Linked DNA regions of Mus musculus: region 1 is linked to region 2. A link is a loop called in an ENCODE intact Hi-C map of the cell type or tissue named here. Cell type or tissue: left cerebral cortex. All regions are shown on one strand. Links, peaks and the distances in the headings refer to the core of each region. The heading gives the core; the rest is flanking DNA.

Region 1 (2,921 bases), core at 158-2,657, 100 kb after region 2:
TAGTGATGAGGTTAAAAGGCCAGCATGTGACTCAAAGTGTGTCAAGGAAAGTTACTAAGTTACCTAGGTTGGCCTTGAACTTGTGATCCTCCCAACTCAGCCTACTTGTCCTGCAACAACCCTTCTATCAGCTGTACAATCTTGTGGTTTGAACAAGTTTATTTCACATTTTAGTATTTCTAGTTTCCTTTCTCTTGTACTTACTGTTTCAATGAGGCTCATGTAGCCCAGGCTGGCTTCTAATTTGCTGTGATTTGGACTTCCGATCTTTCTGCCTGGACAGGGATGACTCAAATGACAGACTTGTTATACTATGCCAGCTTTATGTGCTGTTGACGATCACTCAATCCCAGGGCTTTTGAATGACAGACAGGAACTTAGCTACATGCCCAGACGGTAGTATTTCCAGCCCTAAAGCTTTATAACTAAGACTCTGATGGACACCGAATGACCCTTCCAATAACTTCTTGGAGCTTCTTTATCAGAACTGGGTGGCTGATCTCATAGAAGAGCCTTGTGGAATTGACCGGAACTGAATCCATCCCTGGACTTGGGAAGCCTAAGGGGTGCTTGGGAATAGATAGGTAGAGATGAGGGTAAAGAGGTCTAGGTTCTGGAACAAAAGGAAGATGGCAGATCAAATGTCTTACTTCCATAGTTTTTGAACACTTCAAAAATTTAAATCCCTTAAAAAGTAATAAATGTGTTAATTCTTTAGCAGCAATGTTAAGGAGTGCTAGCTAGTTGCTCTATATCCTGATGAATTGGGCTACTACAATTATTTTAATAACATCGGATTGATAAGCTGAAAATGATGCTTGGCAATTTTTACTAACAGTTTCCTAGCATGTATTTACGGTGATATAACTATTTTCCTTTATGGGACAGAATTCTATGTGGCTGAGGATGGCTTCGAACTAACTGTGGAGCTGAGTATGATGCTGAACTTCTGGTCTTCTTGCCTCCACTTCCCAAGTGCTGGGATTACAGGTATGAGCCAACACATTGCCATACGTGACATTGGACCTCAGGCATGCTAGGCAAGTACTCTTCCCTACTGAGCCACAACCCCAGCTGACAATTTTGTGAACGGCATTAAGTCTTTAGTAGAGATATACAACATTAGGAAAATGACTATACCTCGTTTCCTGTAAATTTAGTAGCTATCTAAAATCAAATGTACAGATACATACTTCATCATATAAGGGAAAACAGAATCACCTCTGCCAGGCACACATCAAAATAATGTGAATTAAGGTAACTGTGGACATCTCAGAAATGAAAGGGTTTTTTGTTTGTTTGTTTGTTTGTTTGTTTTAGACGGCGTCTTGCTGTGTAGTCCAGGGTGACTTACAGCTCAAGGTTACTCTGCCTCCTAGTCCCAAGGGTCAGAACTGCAGGGTGCATTACCACTGCCAATGATGAAAGGTTTTGTTTTTTGTTATTTTTCTATGTATAAGCAACTTCCTAATTTTTGGTTTAGGGTTTTTTTTTTAAATCCATGTTTGAATTATTGATATGTGTATGTGTCTCCCTGTGCATTCTATGTACACTCAAGCGAAGATGCCCTTGGAGTACAGAAGAGGTTATGAGAGCCTCTGGATTTGAAGTGATGAGTAATGTTAACCTGGCCTTAGTGGGTGGCAGGAACTGAAAGAGGGTCCTCTGCAGAAAGAGCTGTGTGTGCTCTTAACTTCTGAGTCATCTCTCCAGCCCCCAGTTTTCAGGTTTTTTTGAAATATCTAATATTTATGAGGTGTTTATTATAGGCCAGATTGGGATCCTTTGAGTTTAGTGGAAGGAATTTGAGTTACTGGGAAGATTAATTTTTAAGAAGTTATCACTGTCCTAGTTTTGAGTATCAAATTTACTATAGGTGTTAAATTGCCTTCATTAGAGCTTATACCTTCATATTTTAAAAATATATGGATGTAACAAATATTGAATTATATTGACACAATACATTTTTAAAAAATGAAACACTTACCATTAGTGAGGAGTCCAAAGAAGATACATTTATGGTCATAAAACATTTTGCTGTAGTGAGTATCTTTTAAAAAAATGATTATTCATTTTTATTTTATGGGCATTGGTGTCTTGCCTGTATGAACATCTATGTGAGAGTGTCAAATATCCTTGAGTTGGAGATACAGAAAGCTGTGAGCTGCCATGTAGGTGCTGGGAATTGAACCTAGGGTTCAACTGAACTGAACCTCTGGAAGAGCAGACAGGGCTCTTAACTGGTGGGCCATCTCTCCAGCTCCTGTAGCGGTGTCTTAATTTTCACATTTGAGAGTAGACAGTTATCATGCAAGCATCTAGCTTGTCTCATTAGAAATATGTTCAAAAATTAAAGTCTAAGACTCAAACAAATTCAAATTTGTTACACAGTTTGTTCCTGTACAAACAGCAAAGCCTTGGAAGTTCTTTCTAGAGAGATGCCACTCAAACTCCAGGACCTTTACTGCATCACATACTCAACTTTATATTGCATCTATGGGATGAATAAAAAAATACAGAGCTCAAGCCTAAAAATAGTATTTTGTGGTCTAACTCACTTCTAGACCACAGCTTTTGGGGGCTCAGTATGCAAAACAGCTTTATAAGGCAATCTGCAGCTTTAAGTGTGACAGCACAGTAGAGGCAAATGTGTTGGGGCGGGTAAAACAAAGCCAAGTGGTCTTTGCAGCTAACCTCTTTTGAAAACTAGAAGCTGTACGGGAAACGTCATGAAGAAACCACGTTTGAGACATGTGTCTCTAACCACAGTAGGCAAACGTCCCAGGAGGACTGGCTGTCTGGCAGAGACAACTAAGGCAACACGTGTTTCCACGTGCACTCACCCTGGATCCAGTGCACCCCTGTGTTTACATGATGGGCCATGCCCTTGGCCACTTCTATCATTTGGGTGAAAGTAAACA
Region 2 (2,921 bases), core at 201-2,700:
TTTATTGTTGGCATTTTTAAGACAAGGTCCCACTTTGCAGTCCAGGCAGTCTTGGGACTCAGTGTGTACCTCAGCTGGACTAGAACCAATGAAGATCTTTTTGTCTCAGTCAAGTACTGTGATTACAGGCAAGAGTCAGTGCACCTAGCAGCATCCCACATTTTTTTACTGTTACTTATTTATCTTTTGTTTTTACAGTACTAGGGAGGGAAACCAGGCCTTGTATATGGTAAGCGATTGCATCACAAACCCTCTTTTGATCTTCTGTTTTGATCTGGGTCTCACTAGTTGTCCAGAATGACCTTGAGTTTTGGATTCTCTAGCCTCGGGTTCCCTAGTACTACGCTAGGACTGTAACTTTCATCTGAAATGCTTTTTCAAAAATAACTTAGATACTAGAAATATTCTTGGAGACTATATTTTTTGTAAACTTCTATATAAATACAAATAACTAATATGATTTCCTTATAACCTTAAAAGCTGGATAGGTACATTTTTTTTCTTAGGACAGTATTATGTTTTTTTTAAAACAGACTTGTCCAGCCTGCTTACTCATTTGCAGGCAAATTAATGGAGCTGAGTTGAATTCCAATAGTTTTTAGCCATTCTGTACTTCATATTAATTATTGGGTTTTTACATGGCAGTTAAATTACGTCATAACAGTCTGAAATTCTGTCATATTTAAAGTTGTTGATTACTTTAAAGATTTAGCACATATCAGGAAGTATTGCTGACAAACATCTTTGTGTAAGGCTAAAGTTTCAGAAGAAGAGTCACCTGACAGTTCTGTGTAGGCATTAAGTCCCCTCAAAAATATTCAAGGAGTGACTTAAGCCATAAAAATAGGACTAACTCACAGTGCAGATGAAACCTTTCAGTGATGGGCCATGAGTGATGATAGGATACAAGCAAGCAAAAAAGGGTAGAAGCAAACAAGTGTTAACGCTTGATTTAATTTAGGTTAGTAAGTTCCTGTATTCTTCATGTTTATATAACTTATTTATAACTAATTGTGTCTCCCTATATTTAATCTTAAAATCACTTTAATTACTTAGCTTACAGACTCAACTAAAGTAAGTGTTCAAAAGCCGTTAGAGTCTTTGTTTTGTGGTGCTCGCAACCCAGAGCCATGAGCGTGCGTGCTAGACAATGCTGCACTGAGTTGCATCGTCCCCACCCCCCACCTCCAGCTTCTCATTAATAGTGTTTTGTTCAGGGGTGTAAGTCAAACTTTCTAAACTGGTTTTCACTTTAAAGATAGCAATTATAAGTTTAACTAGCATTGTTCTCAGTGGTTTTTAAGCTGACTGAACCTGGTGTATCTAATGCCTCTTATAAAAGTAGCTGGATTCTTTGTAAATGCAGGTTTCTTCTACCCATGGCTCTAGACACATACCTGCATGTTTCTAAAGCTACAGCTTCTGCAATCTTAAAATGAACTTGCTGGTGTATACATGCCATGCTAGATGAGTGGGAATGCAGGTTTTTGTGAATCATTGTTACCCAATTTTGTTTTAATCACTGCCGTTTGTCAGCAGCCACTTAGTCACAGGCCTGTCTGTTCAAGAAAGTCATATGATTTTAGTAACTGGGTCGTGGGCAAATTTAGATAATGTAAAGCATTAATGTATGTAAAGCAGAGCAGCACCTAGTTTATGGTATGCAATCAGATTTTATCCATTAATAGTAACAGTGTAGCAACAGCAGGAATGGTAGTGTCATAAATTAAGCGGAACCCCCAAATATATCCAAATCCTGCTTTAGGAACCCGTCACCATGTTACTGGGCAAAGGAGCTTTACATAGGTGATTAAAGATTTTTTTTTCATTCTTTTTTTTTTTTTCTTTTTAAGTTAGGTATTTTCTTCATTCACATCTCCAGTGTTATCCCAAAAGGTCCCCCCACCCCTATGATTAAAGATCTTAAGGTATGGTAATGTCTTGTAACAATACTTGGGGCATGGTAATATCTAAATGAAAATCCTATGTAGCTCAAGACCCAGGAGGCTTCATCTGACAAAGGCCTCATATAATACTCACACAGTAGAAAAGCAGAAAGGCAAATGAACATGTTTTGCCTGTATACATGCACACCCCAAGCGTGCCTACTACCTGCAGAAGTCAGAAGAGCATCAGATCACTGGAACTAAAGTAAAAGATGATAGTTGTGAGCTATTCCCCTCCCTTCCCCCATTCGTGTCTCTCCCTCCTTTCTCTTCCTGTCCCCAACTTCCACTACCTAGTGCCTATGTCAACCAGTCCCTCTGCCCTAGATTGTTAAAGGGCTTGTTGTCAGGGGCCAGAAAAAAAGGCCTTCCCAGAAGCCTCAAGAACTCTGATCCAGAAGTTATTTCAGCCTTCAGTACTGACCCACGTTTTAACAGCTGGCTCCTCTGTGATCAGGTTCCATGGGCACAGATGACAGGCCTGATATCTGGAGGGTTCCTCCTGATTTCTCTCTGAGGGGTTTCTGCTGCAGGGGAGACTGAGGTAGCACTCCTGGGCTAGTGTTCAGAACCTTTCATCTGGACTCAGCTTCAGAATCAGTGGACTGAAGGCATTTGGTTTCAGAGGGAGCATGCAAAGCTCTGGTCCCAGGCTCATGACTGGCAGTTTCTGTTGTTCTGCACTCCGTGATCAGGTTGTGCTCGCTGACTCAGTTTCACATGCAGCAGCTCTCAGGGTGTTCCCTTGGCCTTTTCTAATGAGCAGTTCTGCTCCCAGCAGCCTCAGCCACTCTGCCAATTCCCCAAGCTCTGCCCCTGCATGAATTCCCACACCCACTTCAGAAGTAATGGAAATTTTGCCCCAAAGCAAATTAATTCCTCACATCTCCACGAAGATACATATTTAATGCATCTTAAAAATAGAGACTGAACGTCATTTCCATAACTAGTTCAGGTTCTTGATGGCAAATTTTC

Evidence for each region. Hi-C counts contacts between places; a loop is a spot of excess contacts. Peaks named below come from ENCODE experiments on the same cell type or tissue, not always from the same donor. Only the 100,000 strongest peaks of a DNase experiment are listed, where the experiment ranks them.
Region 1: a loop joins it to region 2, with 2.3 times the contacts of the local background. A loop is called at or near these places in 2 of 42 quality-filtered maps.

What each region holds. Positions count from the first base shown.
Region 1 is chr3:65,660,538-65,663,458 of GRCm38, forward strand. It overlaps a transcript of Lekr1 not described here. Among named protein-coding and RNA genes, the nearest start is that of Mir8120, 2.7 kb to the left of the region's middle. In left cerebral cortex, for the core only: a CTCF peak has its summit at 1,382; no DNase peak of the experiment used is centred there.
Region 2 is chr3:65,556,174-65,559,094 of GRCm38, forward strand. No RefSeq gene overlaps it. Among named protein-coding and RNA genes, the nearest start is that of Gm34924, 23 kb to the right of the region's middle. In left cerebral cortex, for the core only: no CTCF peak of the experiment used is centred there; a DNase peak (open chromatin) is centred at 1,552.